Regions from separate parts of the Mus musculus genome. Here region 1 is linked to region 2. A link is a loop called in an ENCODE intact Hi-C map of the cell type or tissue named here. Cell type or tissue: left cerebral cortex. All regions are shown on one strand.

Region 1 (8,000 bases), 1.5 Mb after region 2:
TAATTTCTAAATTATGAGTAGCTCCGATCACCACACATTTTAAGTTTAAATGATAAATAGATCATTTCTCTGGATTATTTTCCTCTGCAATGTAGAGCCTAATATATTTTTTCAGACAGAATAATTCATTTATCAATCACTGAATAGTCTATTAATATATCACTTCCAAACTCACTGGCAGAATGAATGCAGAAAGCAAGAGATATTTTAAAACAGCTGAAAACTCTAATTTTAGGACTCTAAATTACAAAGCATTTTCAGTTCTGGAAAATTCAATTACTACCAAACATTTTCTATGCATCTGACTTACAATATGTATAACCCAAGCAATCACCAAAAAATAAAATAATAAAATAAAAACCCAGTTCACATATTCAAAAGCATCAATCAAATGATCCAACAAGATTCACAAACTCACAAAGGTTTTATGCATAATTAAAAACAAAGCCTACACACACACACACACACACACACACACACGCACGCACACATGACAGAGAGAGACAGAGAAAAGCAGAGACAGTGCGAGAGAACACACATCTTCAAATCTTTCATCAAATCAAGAAGAATATTACTGCAATGAGGTATGAGAAAGATCTCTTCCTAAGGCTGACCTGCTGTCCTACACAATCAGGGAAAGTTATGGGATAGCTGAGTCCCACAGGGACCCACAGCCTACCTTGAAGGAAGGATCGCTGGTAACAGTGCTTGCTCCAGAGAAAGGGGGGCAGATACAGGTTTCTGACTCTGGCCTTCTAAATATTCCTGGAAATTTAAAAGAAAGGAAAAAAATCCTTCATAGCAACATATAAACTATATTTGATCTTCAAAAGTTAAAAGGAACTGTTTAAAAAGCAAGCTTTGGGCCTGTACCTTGGCACACCCTCACCTTCAAGGAAAATGGCTGTGCAAAATCCACTCGGACGTAGCCGTAGTTTTTCCGCAGCATTCTGATAACGCCTCTCGCCACACTCCAGAGGCTCTCGTTCTTCTTGGGCTTTCCCTAAACAGGGAAGAGGGAGGGTGTCCTGCTTGCTGCTGCTGCAGCTGCCATGCATCCCTCAAGTGCACGAACTGTTGAAAGTCACAGAAGCCGAAATCCCAGGAGTACCTCCTACTTTTTAAAGCCTCAGGTTGCCAAGCACATCCCTTGCCCAATAGTTCCACTCTACGGAAGCAAAGCGGAGCTCCCCTGCACTTGCACACTGCTGGCGAGGCCATTTGGTGATGTGCCTCACACGTGGACTCATAAGTGGGCAGTGCTTATCAACTGAGTACACTCTGGCTTAAACTATTGGCCACCCTCCCTTAGTATGCACACGCGTAAATAAACCCAAAAGGCTCTAAGCGAAGTGTGCTGAGACTTCTTTCAAAGAGCTGTTCTAAAGATAATTTTAAAATTTGGCTTCTTTAAAAGAACACAGAAGTACTGTAAGATTACGTTTTCATTTTAATCCCAGGTGTGGCTATGGCGCTGCTTCACACTACCCGCACGCAGCAGCTGACTATGATTTGCCTCGTGCTTTAGCTGGGACACGGTTTCACCAGCCACAGGTAATTTGTGTGACTGCGTGACGTTTGGGATGCTGGGGACTTTCTTAGAGAGTATATAAATGCTAGGGCTCCAAGAGGCATTGGGGGTTGTTGGCTGGTTGTTGGCTGGTTGCTGCTGGTCCTGGTTGTTCAATAGTCATGCACAAAGAAGAAGATATCCTGACATCAAAGATCAAATTTGCCCCAAGGAACTCGACATTCCTAATCAGCAGGAAGTAGGTGAAGGATAATACCCCGCTCCTTTCCTTTCTACCCTTTTTTCTCTCCTATCAAGTGAGGGAATGAAAGGATGAAAGGGGAAGGGTGGGAAAAAGTGGGAGAAAGAACCCACAAAGTAGCAAAAGATAAGCTCCAAGCTGTGTGTGTGATTTCCTCACACAGCGGAACATCTCCCCACTGTGAAGTCTCAACTGCATGCAGCAACACGGCCAACCCTCGCAAATGCTGTGCTCACAGGCATTCAGATTCCAAAGAACTGCACAGGTCATTACTCTATAAAGTTCAACCTTCTTATAAGAGGTCAGACAGGTGACTGTCCCAAAGGGGGCTAACAGGAGGGGAGCCAGTAAGATTTCTGGGTCCTGATGATATCAATCCTTAATCTGGGTGCTAGTCAGTCACATGATGAACCCATTTGGACCTCATCTAAGTGCTTATAACTAGTGCATCCTTTGCTAAAAATTGACTGAAAAAAATTCCTCCCAGTTCTCGGATTGGTTTGCCATTGCCAGTCTTCAGGCTTCCCTAAAATTCACAGGTAATCAACCCTGAGACCGCAAGGAGACCACCTCGTGAGACTCTCACAGCTGACAGACGAGATGAAGGCAACTCAGCATGCCCACCCAGGCAGGTTTCAGATGATTAGCACAACGGTGTCATTAAACACATAAAAGCTGGAGAGGCCCAGACGGCCTGATGCAGGCCACCTCCTTACCAACTGTTCGCCATTGTAGTGACCTTCGATTATGCGATCATACGAGATGCCCACGGGTATGACGAGGATGTCGGGGATGGTGTTGGACGACAGAGTATCCACTACCACTGAGAGGAGCCCTGCCCGGGCACAGGAGGTCTTGCCACTGCGGGAGCGGGTGCCTTCCAGGAAGATCTCCAGGAACTGCTGCTGTCGGAGGAGTTCAACTACATGCTGAGATACAAGAAAATCAGACATGAACATAAGACTGAGCAACTCAGGTGAGTGCAGGACAGGTAAATCCTAAGACAAAGAACAGAAAAACACTGTAACTTCACCACTGACCTAACACTTCCCCACATCCATTACAGCCAAGGATCCCAGCACGGCTGTGCTTGGGTGATCACACACACAATCACCCGCAGCCACGCAGTAATCTCCCAAACCCATCATGTCTCCGTCACTCTCCAATGACAGCTAATGCTGTGGGGTTGAGGACAATTAAAGGCCATACGCACCCCATGGAGCAACGCTCTGTACAGAATGTCTTTGCGTCCATCTGGGGTTTCATCGAGCCTCCGTCTTATGAAAAAGCCCCCAAGCTTGTGAATCAAGGTACTGCAAATTCAAGAATGCACAAATTATTTGTAAGGAAAAATATAAAAAGAGGACTCAAATGTCAAGATAGTCCGAAGCATTGCCATCCGGACAGAAGCACACACAGTGTCATTTGAATGTTGACAATGGGAACACAGGGGTTCCTTTTCCGTGTTGCTGACGTGTTTCACTCGCTCCTCAGCCTGCGAGCAACACTGCATCGTAACTTCTGAGCCAAAAAGGAACCTGACAACGTGATCCACAGAGATAAGGATAGGGATTTGAAGGAGACGGAGTTATTGCCTTCTCTGAGTGTCCACTGGGGAGTTCTCTAGGCTCTAAGGGGCAGGTCCATCCCATCACACAGATGCATGGCCCTGGCTAAACCAAATGGGTCACAGGCTGGGCAGGAGTTAGAAAACTAGCCGCTCGGCTGAGGACCCTGGATCGATTCCCAGTACCCACATGGTGGTTCACAACCATCTGCAACTCCAGTACCAAGGGATTGACACCACCTTCTGAACTACTTGGGCACTGGGTACACAAGCGGTACATAAACATATATGCAGGCAAAACATTCATGCACATGAAACAAAGAAGTCCTTGATTTTTTTTAAAAAAAGATAGATAAATGAGTCACAAAACAAAATTAAATGTCAGAACCTAAGAACGGGACTGACTGGTAGGGATGGAGTGGGGGTTAACAGAGATGAGAGGAAGATAAGAGAGTATGAGGAGGAGAATATCAGAATACACTAAATACATATACAAAATTGTCAAAAAGCAAAGGTAACCAGTGGCTGAGCATGGTGGTGCATGCCTCTAATCTCAGCACTCAAGAGGCAGAGACAGTAGGATTTCCAAGTTCAAACTGGTCTACATTGCTGGTTCCAGGACAGCCAGAGCCAGAGTAAAACCTGGTCTCAAAAATGAAAAAAAGAAAAGGGTATTTTTAAAAACAAAACCCCACCCATGATTCCCAGTCAGAGTTTGAGGCACACAAAAATTATCCCATGGCAAATTTGTAAAATGAACAAATATTTCCTGGGAAAATATTCTCAAGTAACTGATGCTTAAAAGAGGGTCCCTATGGGGCAGGGATAATTTTACCAAGCTGGAATCAAGTATCACCATCTTTACAGACAGGAGCGGGAGCTGGAGAGACAGCTCAGCAGTGACCACGATGATTGGCTACTCTTCCAAAGGACCTGAGTTCAACTCCCAGCACCTACATGGCAGCTCAGAAGCCTCTGTAATGCTAGTCCCAGGGGATCAGACCTCCTTTTCTGGCCTCAGTATTTATCACTTGTCCATACAGGAATAAAACAGCTCTGCTCCCAGCTCCAGGTCCCTCTCTGCAGCGCTGATAAGCTTAGACAGGAAGCTGAAAGTCTGCTGTCAGCTGTCCTAAATTTACAACCTCTTCCTAGTCTTTTCAAAAAGAGAAGTTGTTTTCAAATACTAGTATTTGCATTGGTGTAAGTAACAATACTATATTAAATGTTAACATTCTGGTCTCCTTTGAGTCTGTTTATGGAAACCAAGGTAAGATGTTGGTGAACTATAGAATCATTCTGAAATTCTTCAGAATAAATTCAGTGAGTGAGCAATGCAACCTGAGGTGTGTTTGTCACTGTGGAGACTTAAATGAGATAAAAGAAAACGCCAGTGTCTGCTCTGTCGGAAAGATAAGCAATGGCTTGAGCTCCTGAGGAGAAACACAGAATTGTGAGAAGTGAGAAATGACTGGCACTTACAAAAGGCTTCACTCAAAACCAGATCTGGAGAGAGTGAGTCTGTGAGCAACTCTGACCACAGGAGAGCCCCAGCAGGCAAGTCACCTTAGTGCCATTAACCAAGATCTATCTACATACAACAGGCCTGGAGCTTGACAAACAGGCTAGGCTGGCTTCCAGAGAGTCCATGGTGCCACCCACCCGCCTCTGCCTCCCCAGCATGGGGACCACAAGCAGACACCACAACACCCAGACTTTTCCTGCACAACTCTAGGGAGAGGCCTAAGGGCCTCACAAGCAGATTACCACTGTACCATCTCCCCAGCCAACCTGTCTGGTGAATTTCTAATCTAGTTTCTTGGTTCCCTGGTGCTGGGAAAAAAATGCTGTGGGGTATGACGAGGGTATCTAGCCCCTGTGAAGACACATCAGTCCCGTAGGTTCCTGTCAGTGTCACTATGCTGACTGTCTATGGTCCCCATTACACGATAAGCCATTTGACAGTCAGGGCTAAGAGTAGATAAGGACCACTGACCACAACGGTGGCTTCTCTTCTGCTGGAGGATCACATAGGCTGGCTGCAGACTTGGGATCTAGAGAACTCAGAGCGGACCAGGAAGAGCGTCCCGCATGGTGAGGCTGGGGCCTAGACTGAATGCCACTGTGGGAGGCCCTGCTTGTCCAGCGACCGGCCCCTCCCTGCAGTTTCTCTCTACATTCACTGCATTAGAACTCCTGGCAGGTCGAGCTGACCTCAGTGCTGTGTGCTGCTTGGAAGTTAAGAGTTCAGTTTCTCACACAAGCTCAGCCCAGTCCTCACTGCTGAGCTTCTCCTCAGTGACTAGAGGTGGCAGATCTGGTCTCCCTATACCCTCTGCTGAACCCCAAATGGGGGCAAGCACTGACTCTTAGGAACTCAGGTTACTAATTCCTTCTCAGTTTGTCTCTGCTCTCCTCTCCAAGAACACGGCTATACTGACATAAGCCCTCATCATTCGCCTGAACTCTCACCACAGATCAGAATTAATTTCTCCAAGTCCAGAATGAGCAGTCGACACACGGGTCTGCGCATGCGTTCAGTCAGGAGCTTCCCATCCTGAGCGAGAACGGCTCTGGATCCAGCCCTAGCTGTGCGGCTGCCCCCCTGCGTCTGGCCTTTCCGTGGGCTTCCCAGGACTCGCTCCAGCGCACCTACCTGCCTTCACTGTCCTACAACCATGCCCTGAGCCTCTGCCTTGAGGCTCTACACCGTTCCCCTTGAGTGTAAACCACAGCAGCCTCGGGAAATGCCCTGTCAAAGTGTTGGGCTGGGTTCTCTGCGTCGTGAGGTCAAAGTGGCAGCAGGGTCACCCTTGCTGACGTTAGATACCATGGTGCCATGCCACCCCCCAGCTTCCTTGGACAGGCCTGGCCCATTGCCCTTTAATGGCCCTTTGCTGCCTGACACTGTCCTTCAGGTTGACCTACAACACACTCCAGAAAGTAGCCCATATCAAATACAGAGACAGCGAGATGGGCAAGGCTTGCGTTGTGTGCTATGCAAATGTTACACAATGAAATGTTACTTCTACAATAAAAAGGCTAGTGTCATTTTTATAACAAGTATCAAAATATAACAACAAATCCCATGTTCAAAACAATTAGTTTTGTTATGGTTTGGGTTGGGGTTTTTTGTTTCTGGTTTTGATTTTTGAGACGGAGACGCATTATCTACCCCTGGCAGGCTGGAAACTTGCAGTCTGAAGCAAGATGGCCTAGGATTCACATAGACCCAGCTGCCTCAGCCGCCCAAACACTGAGATTAAAGGTGTGTCCAACATATCTGACTGAACTAGCTGTTTACCACATTCACCTCAGCGAGGCTTAGCTCACCTGAAGACGGGGATGTTGAGATTATTGCCCGAGGCGATGTACGGCGCCTTGATGTTGTGGCAAAAGAGGATGAAGGTGAGCAACAGGTAGTCAATGTGGGATCTGTGCACCGGCAGAAACAAGAGCGGCAGGTTCGTCTAGGGAGAAGGAAGTGGCAGTGTTAAGGCTCAGGAGTTAAGGTGCAGTCCTACTTTGTTTGGTTACTGTCATCCTTCACTGGCCAATCACTGACTCGCTCTCTCCCAACAGGCTCCAGTAATTCCTCAGTGCCTACACAGTACACATAAGCTCCATTACTACAACAAAGAGACCGTGGGGGAGAACACGCAACAGTTCAAGTTGACCCACACCTCTGCTGAGGAAGAAATCGTCATAGAAACCATCATGGAAATGAGCACAGGGTTCTACAGCCAGGCGGGCTGATCTTCCCCTCTTCCGCCTGTGCCTTTAAGTCACCATGTATAAAACAAGATGGTGAGACTTGGTGTTCAGAGTTGTTGCAAGGTAAATTACAAAAGAAGTACTACACATCTTTGATAGGCCCTGCTGGTTTCCACAAAGGGTGTCTGGGGGTGGGGTGTTTCCTAATGGGTTCAAAGGGCAAACAGCACAGAGGCGAGACTCTGAACAAGCTCCAGCAGTGCCCGCCACACACGGGAGACACAGCACGATGGGACACAGGACCCACACCCGGGGAAATGGAGTGACAGGGAACAGAAATCCTACCTCAGTTGCAGCCTTGACCATCTCGAGTTGACCCTTGTGAATCTGAATGTTCCAGAAGAAGCTGTTGAAGAGCTTTAGTAACACCCAGCCAGTCAGCCTGACAGGAATAAACACATTTGAATCTGTATGTATATAGACGCTACCACCCAGAAGTACTTGTAAATTTAATTTTAAATTGAAATCTGTAAAAGTACTTGTAAAAAGTATTGCAAATTTAAAAATACATATGTGTGTGTGCACCTGGTTATCTGAACTGAAAACTGGGCATATGGACTTAAAGCAGACACCACTCACAGAAGTCTCTGCTGGCTCTCAACTATGAACACATTTTTCTCTAGCAGCACTTAAGCACTTCAAAGGCGAGTAGCCAGGCTAACTTAGTGACCAAAAGAATCCTTCTAACACTCAGCCCCTCCGTGTCAGACATGGACATGTAAGGCTTGACTCGGCCATCTGAAGAGAACAGGGGACACCCATAACAGAGCTGCCGCCACCCATGGGCATGGGTAAAAGCAGCCCGAAGCCTCTGTGTGCCCGTTCACAAGGGCGCATATAGATTTACCAATGGAACACATGAGTACCCTGTTCACAAGTCTTCCTTG
Region 2 (8,000 bases):
CATGAAAACTAAAAGAAATTAAATTGTAATTCCATCTAGAAATGATTGTTCTTCCACTGTCTCTCTCTCTTAAAATTTCATTCACTCATTCATTCATTCATTCATTTTGAGGCAAAGCTTCACTATATAGTGCAAGCTGGGCCTTAAATTCTTGATCCTCCTGCCTCAGCCCCCTGTGTGCTAGGATTACAGGAATATACCATGTTCAGCTCCAAAATCATTAATAAGGAAACCCCGGGCTGAGTGGTGGCTCAGTAATAAAGAGCATTTGCTGAATTGGGTTTCTACTACACACACATCAGGAGGCTAACAGCCACTTAGGATCCAGCTTCAGGGGATCCAGTGTACTCTTGGCTTCCTTGTACACAGACACACACAAATGTTTTTTTAAAAGATAGCTGTGTTAACCTTGGTTTTGTGGAAGACAGAATAAGCAGGCATACCTGCTAAAAGATTTAGTGAAAGTTAGTCTTAAGGGTAAGAGTGAGGGGGGAAACTGATATGAACCTTTTTTCCTTATTTATGTTTTAGTTACTTTTTCTGTTGCTGTAATAACACTGTGACCAAGGCTACTCATAGCAGGAAGAGTTTATTTGGGATGTACAATTTCAGAGGGTTTGAGTACATGACCATCATGGTCAGAAACATGGCTGCAGGCGTGGTGCAGTAATAGTAGTTAAGTACTCACCTTTATCCACAAGCATGAGGCAGAGCTAACTGGGAATGGCATGGACTTTTGAAACCTCAAAGTCACTCCCAATGACACACCTTCCAACAAGGCCATACCTCCCAATCCTTGCCAAACTGTTTCACTACCTGGGGACTATTCTTGTTCAAGCCACTACATTGTGTATGGTTGTTTTGTTTGCATGTGTGAGTCTACTATGTTCATGCTTTATGCCTACAAAAATCATAAATCCTCTGGAACTGGAGTTAAGTCATGGCTGTGAACCATGTGACTGCTAAGAAGGGAACCCAGATCCTCTGCAGTAATACATGCTCTTAACCACCCAGTGATCTCTCCAGCCACCATCTCAGATTTTTAAAGAAGACACATTTGCTTTGTTGTCGTGTTTGATAACTTCCAAACAGCTTTCTGGATCCACCATGCCTTGAAAGATCAAATGAGAGAAGTCTGGAGAACGATTTGTCCACTGGTGCCTGCCATCCAATTGGTCATAGTTTACTGCATAAGACATAATTATTCCCTGGTGCTTTTGGAATGTTTTGCTCTGGATACGAACTCTGAAGTACTTGTGGTGTTACAGTTTCCCTTATATATTCACAGGCCTCTCTTGAATGTATCTCAGAATAGGCTGAAACAACCAAAGATACTGTCCTGTAGAAACCTTGACTACCTCAGGATTCCATTAAGAGTTTAGACTTATTTAAGCTTTATTAAATAAAAATGGGTTCACCTTAAATGTTGGTAAATCCATTTTCTACCCCTAGAATAAATGCTTGTTTTTGTTACATTGAGGCTAGAATAATTTTATTTTCCATATAGTCTTGGGTAGCCCAGTCTGGCATCAAACTTAAGATTGCTACCTCAGAGCAATCTTGGCTGATCTGAAGCTTGCTGGAGTCCTTTCTCTGCCTTCTGAGTTACGGGCATGTGCCACTATGCCCAGCTCAAAATAGGTCTTGAATGTCTACTTTTATTAAATATCTACCCATCCTTTTAGATTTTTAGTGTTTTTACTCTATGGATAGGAGTAATTTTTATAGAGATGCTTGTGACTTATTTTTAAGATGTGAGCAGGCACAGGTAGCAGTGGAGGCAGAGCCATTGGATTTCTTTGGAGCTGGAGTTAGAGGTGGTTATGAGCTCAGGTGGGTGCTAGGAACCAAGCCTGGGTCCTAAAGAGGGCTATGCTCTTCTCTAGCTCCAGTTGTCATTTAAAGTACGTAAACTCACTTTATCTTTTCAGCTTTTATTTAGAATTAATTTTGACTTTATGGGAGTTTTTCCCAATGAGAACAAGTGCTTTTTTTTGTTTGTTTCATTGTTTTTTGTTTTTTTTCTAGGCAGGGTTTCTCTGTATAGCCCTGGCTGTCCTAGAACTCACTCTGTAGACCAGGCTGGCCTCGAACTCAGAAATCCGCCTGCCTCTGCCTCCCAAGTGCTAAGATAAAAGGCATGCGTCACCATTTATTTTTAGTCATCATAATTTTTTATTATACTTTTTACTCCCCACCCTGCCCAAGCGTTATGGTTAATTTTGTGTCAGCTTGACACAGGCTGGAGTTATCACAGAGAAAGGAGCTTCAGTTGAGGAAATGCCTCCTGGGCATTTTCTCAATTAGTGATCAAGGGCGGAGGTCCCCTTGTGGGTGGCGCATCTCAGGGCTGGTAGTCCTGGGTTCTATAAGTGAGCAGGCTGAGCAAGCCAGAGGAAGCAATCCGGTAAGGAACATCTCTCCATGGCCTCTGCATCAGCTCCTGCTTCCTGACCTGCTTGAGTTCCAGTCCTGACTTCCTTGGTGATAAACAGCAGTGTGGAAGTGTAAGCTGAATAAACCCTTTCCTTCCCAACTTGCTTCTTAAGTCATGATATTTGTGCAGGAATAGAAACCCTGACTAAGACACCCAGTAAGATATGTGCATCTTTTGCCTCTGACTTGAATATGTAATGACAGGGATATTTTTGTAGTCATTGTATAGTTTAAATAAAGTTAACATTAATTTCTCTCCAGTTTTTAGTTATTTTTGATTGGCCCAGATGTATTCTTTACAGAATTCCCCTATAAAAGATCCAGTTTATTATTAACTATTAGATGTAATTGCCATATTTCTTTAAACTCCCTTAATCCGGAACATTCAACAACATTCATTTTTTCCCTTTTAAAAATGTATTTGATAATGTATATACTTATAAGTCTTCACAAAAGGACTCCATTAACCTCACTCTCCCACCACACACTGAAGCCCCGCCCACTTAACTTCTCTCCTCTGCTCCACTGAGTTTCATTATTGTTGCTTGCAGGAATGTGAGTCTGGGGCTGCTTAGCTGTTGGAGCCTGTCAGCGCTGCACTGTTGCAGACACTGATGCTCTTTCCTCAGCACACATTAGTTACCCTCAGTGCGTGGTGGGGCCTCATGTAGCCCACAGCCCTCAGTGATGAAATGGTCCAGTCTTGTGCAAGTGATCATAGCTGCAGTGAGTTGACGGCTATACTGCCATCCATGTCTACCAGACAGTCTCGGTGGGTGGTGCTGGCACACGCCTTTAATCCCAGCATTCAGGAGGCAGAGGCAGCTGGAGTTCCAGACCAGCTTAGTTTGGAGTGAGTTCCAGGACAGGCAGAACCACAGAGAAACCCTGTCTTTTTTTTTTTTTTTTTTAAAGGACGACGACGACTTTCATTTAGGGACAAGCACTTCATAGTCTCTGCAGTTTGGCAGTTCTAGGTCATTGCATTAACCACTGCAAATCTGTAAAAGAGATGCTGCTCTGATGAAGTCTGAGAGCAGCACTAATCTATGGACACAAATAACTTTTTAATTTAAACTTCACAAGCATCTTTTTTTTCTTTAAAGATTTATTTATTTATTACATGTAAGTACAGTGTAGCTGTCTTCAGACACACCAGAAGAGGGCGTCAGATCTCGTTACAGATGGTTGTGAGCCACCATGTGGTTGCTGGGATTTGAACTCTGGACCTTCGGAAGAGCAGTCGGGTGCTCTTATCCACTGAGCCATCTCACCAGCCCCCTCACAAGCATCTTTAATTAAACTACTGAGCACTAGAAAGGAGAGTGCATGTGACTCCTGTAGCTATTTGGAATTTGTGCACATTTCTACACAACAGTAGGTTTAGCATTTCCCCTTGTTTGACGTGATGATCGTTTAATCACTAGAAATTGTAAGACAGGAAATACTGGATAAGATGTACACACACTAAAATATTATTCACTGTCTGAAACTGAAATTTAACCAGCCATATGTATATTTACAATTTTCTTTTTAAAAAAAGTTATGTATATAGTGTTTTACCTGCATCTATACCTTCAGGCTGGAAGAGGGCACCAGATTTCATTATAGATGATTATGAGCCACCGTGTGGTTGCTGGGAATTGAACTCAGGTCCTCTGGAAGAGCAGCCAGTGAGTGCTTTTAACCTCTGAGCCATCTCTCCAGCCCCCTGTTTACAATTTTCTAAAATACCTTGTATTGGTTCTTTGTGAATTTCACATCATGCATCCTAATCTCCCTCATCTCTCACTGGCCCCTTGTACCCGCTATCTACCTTTGCAGCACTCCCTGGCCTCCAAAAACCCTCATTGTGAGAGATACAGTATGTCCCACAGTATGCTCTTTGTCCACGCTTCTTTGCTTGCATGTTTATTGCAATGAGCCATTGGTCTGGTTTGAGGCCTCCGGCTTGTGCTACACACAGTCAATCAATACTGGAATCTCACTGGGACTCCTCTGATACCCTGTTGTTGACCTAAGTCACGGAGATCCTGATGTTTGGGATCTGTAGGACTGTCTTCTTCAATTCAATAGTTCCACAAGTCATTGATGAGGGTAGATACTGGGGTGGACCAACTCAGCCATGGATCTGGGCCTGAGAGTTATTTGAGCCGGCTAACTCCCCTGTTAGCATACCTGGGACAAGCTCTCTAGCACTGCCCTGGCTCACTCATCAAAGGGCATAAACATGTTTAGAAGCAGCCTTATACCATGTCCATGTAGGGTCTACAGAAATGGCTCAGGAATTAAGAGCATCTGGGTGCTCTTTCAGATGACTGTTGGATTCTTAATACCCACATGGCAGTTAAACCATTGTCTGAACTCCAGTTCTAGGGGATTTGATGCTCTTTTCCGGACCCTGTAGACACCAGGCATGCATGTGGTGACCAGATATACTTGTAATCAAAACACCCATACACATAAAAACAAAATCTTAAAAATTGTCGGCCGGGCGTGGTGGCTCACGCCTTTAATCCCAGCACTCGGGAGGCAGAGGCAGGTGGATTTCTGAGTTCGAGGCCAGCCTGGTCTACAAAGTGAGTTCAAGGACAGCCAGGGCTATACAGAGAAACCCTGTCTCGAAAAACTAAAAAACTGTCATGTCCATTTAACAAAACTGTAGAAAGTTCTTCCCTGGGGCTCTGATGATCCTAACCCTGAGATTTGTATAGGCTTATAGTATCCACCTGTGGAGGGAGCCTCACATCTAACCAGAAAGCCTAGGTTACCCCCACAGTAGTCATGCCACAATTGCACCACTGGGCAGATCTTACCAGGCAGGTCATTGTTGCAGTTTATGGGGTCCGCAGCCGGGTTGGGACTATTGATAACTTTTCTCCCCCAGCAGCTGCTGTAGTACTTTCCAGTCCTATGAAAGCTGGCAGGAAACTTGCAGCTCAGATAGAACTTGATATCTCAGTGTCTTGCAACCAAAGTCTGTGGTGTCTTCAGCAATAGGATCTCTCAATATAGTTCTATGTAGTCAGCCAAGTACACTGGCAATAATCTATAATGTTTGTGGGTGCTTGGAGACTCCCTGATCAACAGCTTGTGTGTGGTACTAGGGGTTTTATTTTATAGCATTTCACTACTAGGAGGTTTATTCTTCTATGGACAGTATTTTTATTTAGCTTATTTACTTAATATTTATTTAGTTTTACAATAGGCCTTGCTGTGTCTGTCACAGGCTGTTAATTAGAAGTCCCTAGCCTTTAGCCTTTAGAGTGTTTAGATTACAGGTCTGTACCAATCAGCTTGGTAAATTTTTGTCTTTTATTGCATTGGTATTTCTGAGAAGTGCTACAGTGTCCTGTGTTTTCACAGCAGTTTTGGAGACAGGTCCATTCACCTTATTGGTGCTGTTAATTACTGTTAACTGGTTGGGGGCACGGCTAGTGTTATATGTACTGTTTTTTTCCCCTTGTAAATAATTAATACAGGGAAATGCTTTTGGACCATGCAACTATTCTATTCCCTTTTATTCTACTCTCTGCATTTGGGTATTTTGCCTGTATTTATGTCTGTACCATGTGCATAACTAGTGATTGGAACAGAAGAGGACATTAGATTTCCTGGAACTGGAGTTGCAAACTGAGAACTGAATTCAGGACCTCTGAAAGAGGAGCCAGTGCTTTTAACACTGAGCCATCTCTCTAGCCCCATGCAACTGTATATTTTTTAAATTGCCTTTATACTTAACAATTATTGATGAGTTTTGCCCTTAGTTTGATAGTTCCAAAATAATGATTTTTCTATTTGTAGCATTCTTTGCTTTTTATCACTTGACAATGGGTATCCCCTTTTAAACAAGAGCTCTCCATGTTTATTTATCTTACTATTATTGTAAAACTAATGAATTGTTTCTTCTACTAATCAGGGTAGCAATTTTGGTTCTCAAATTACCCAGGATTTGGCTGGTGAAAGCCAACTATGTAGATTTGTTAATATTCAAATTCAAGTGCCTCTCGGAACTGGAGAGATGACTGGAGTTATGAGCACATAGTGCTTTAGTGTAGGGTCAGGGTTCAGTTCCTAGCACCCTTCACTCAACACTTCTGTGTGAATGCACACACACACACACACACACACACACACACACACACACACACACTCCTAGCACTTAGGAAGCAGAGGCAGGTTGATCTCTGTGAGCTCATGGTCTCTCTGGTCTATAGAGCAAGGGCCCAGGCCAGCCAGGGCTATAAAATGGAGAGATCCTGTCTCCAAAACCAAACCACCAAACACCTTAAAAATAAAGCTAAACGTCTTTAAAACATGCCTTGTAGCTGGGGATGGTGGTGTACACCTTTATTCCCAGAACTAGGGGGCAGAGGTAGGAAGATCTCTTGTTAGTTTGAAGCCAGCCTAGTCTATATAGCTAGTTCCAGGTTACATAGTGTGAGACCCTGTCTCCAAAAACAAAAAACCACACAAAATCAAAGAAGTGCCTTATAATTGTCTCTACTTTTGTAGTTCCACTAGGCTGCATCAGTGTATAAGGCTGATCATAAGTAATTTAGCATGAGAATGCATGGGAGCGTAAATGCTTAAGCATTTTAGAAAGGTAACAGTATGTGAATCTAATTGCTAAAGTAGCATGTATAATTTAGGTGTAATTTTTCATGCATTTTAATGAGTTACCAATGTCAGGTAGCAGTTACTTCTACTTAAAATATTAGAAAAGAGCAAAAGAATCAAGGGAATGGGGTGCCTCAGTGGGTACGGTGCTTGCTCTGCAGGCATGGGGCTTGATCAGCATCCTTGTCGAAGTGGGGCATGCCTGTAGCCTTAGCACTGAGCCTGGAATAGATTGTACCAGGTTACTGGCCAGTCAGTGTAGCTAAAACAGTGAACTGTAGGTTCAGTGAGAGATTGTCTTCAAAACTAAGGTGAGCAAGAGAGGAAGACACCCATGTTGACTTTTGCCCTTCACAGGCATGCATAGGTGTACGCAAATACAACAGACACAGACAATGAAAGAAAAGAAAATCTGTCTGAAGGCAAGCACTTGGGTAGCTGAGGCAGCAGGATTATAAGTTAGCAGCTAGCCTGGACTGCATAATATGAGACTAACCAGGGTATGTACAAAGATTTGGTTTCAAAATAGAAGAAAGAAAGACTATCATATAAAGTCTATATAAAGATTAAACTCAGTAGGTGATTACAGCTCTGTTGGTTTCTTCTGCTCACTACTTTTTATTTGAATATTAAGGTAGTATGTTAGAAAATTGCATTTAAAATTTTAAAGTCAGTTTAATACGTTTGAATTGTCTGGTTTTTATATGAACTAATCTGTAGTTTTTGAAATTTTATAGTGGGCAGAAATGGCTCTGGAAAAAGCAACTTCTTTTATGGTAAGTATAGATTTCTGGATTTTTTAACTATGAATTCAAGTGTCTTTAAGATGGTTTATTAAATAATTGATTTCTGAAATGATGTTTGTATGAAACCTAAGAAGTCATACATGGTTGTTGTTTAGTGTAGCAGGTTAGATCTGAATTGTGTGTGTTCAGTCTGTCTTT

The links. Hi-C counts contacts between places; a loop is a spot of excess contacts. Peaks named below come from ENCODE experiments on the same cell type or tissue, not always from the same donor. Only the 100,000 strongest peaks of a DNase experiment are listed, where the experiment ranks them.
Region 1: it touches region 2 in a loop (4-fold over the local background); 3 of 42 quality-filtered maps call a loop at or near these places.

Annotation. Positions count from the first base shown.
Region 1 is chr19:55,080,713-55,088,712 of GRCm38, forward strand. It overlaps Gpam (glycerol-3-phosphate acyltransferase, mitochondrial), which reads right to left. Exons shown (of 21, transcript NM_008149.4): 7 at 7,399-7,495; 8 at 6,673-6,809; 9 at 2,986-3,085; 10 at 2,489-2,701; 11 at 890-1,003; 12 at 680-765. Among named protein-coding and RNA genes, the nearest start is that of Gpam, 15 kb to the right of the region's middle. In left cerebral cortex, no CTCF peak of the experiment used is centred here; no DNase peak of the experiment used is centred here.
Region 2 is chr19:53,606,022-53,614,021 of GRCm38, forward strand. It overlaps Smc3 (structural maintenance of chromosomes 3), which reads left to right. Exons shown (of 29, transcript NM_007790.3): 3 at 7,794-7,832. Among named protein-coding and RNA genes, the nearest start is that of Smc3, 9.6 kb to the left of the region's middle. In left cerebral cortex, no CTCF peak of the experiment used is centred here; a DNase peak (open chromatin) is centred at 3,220.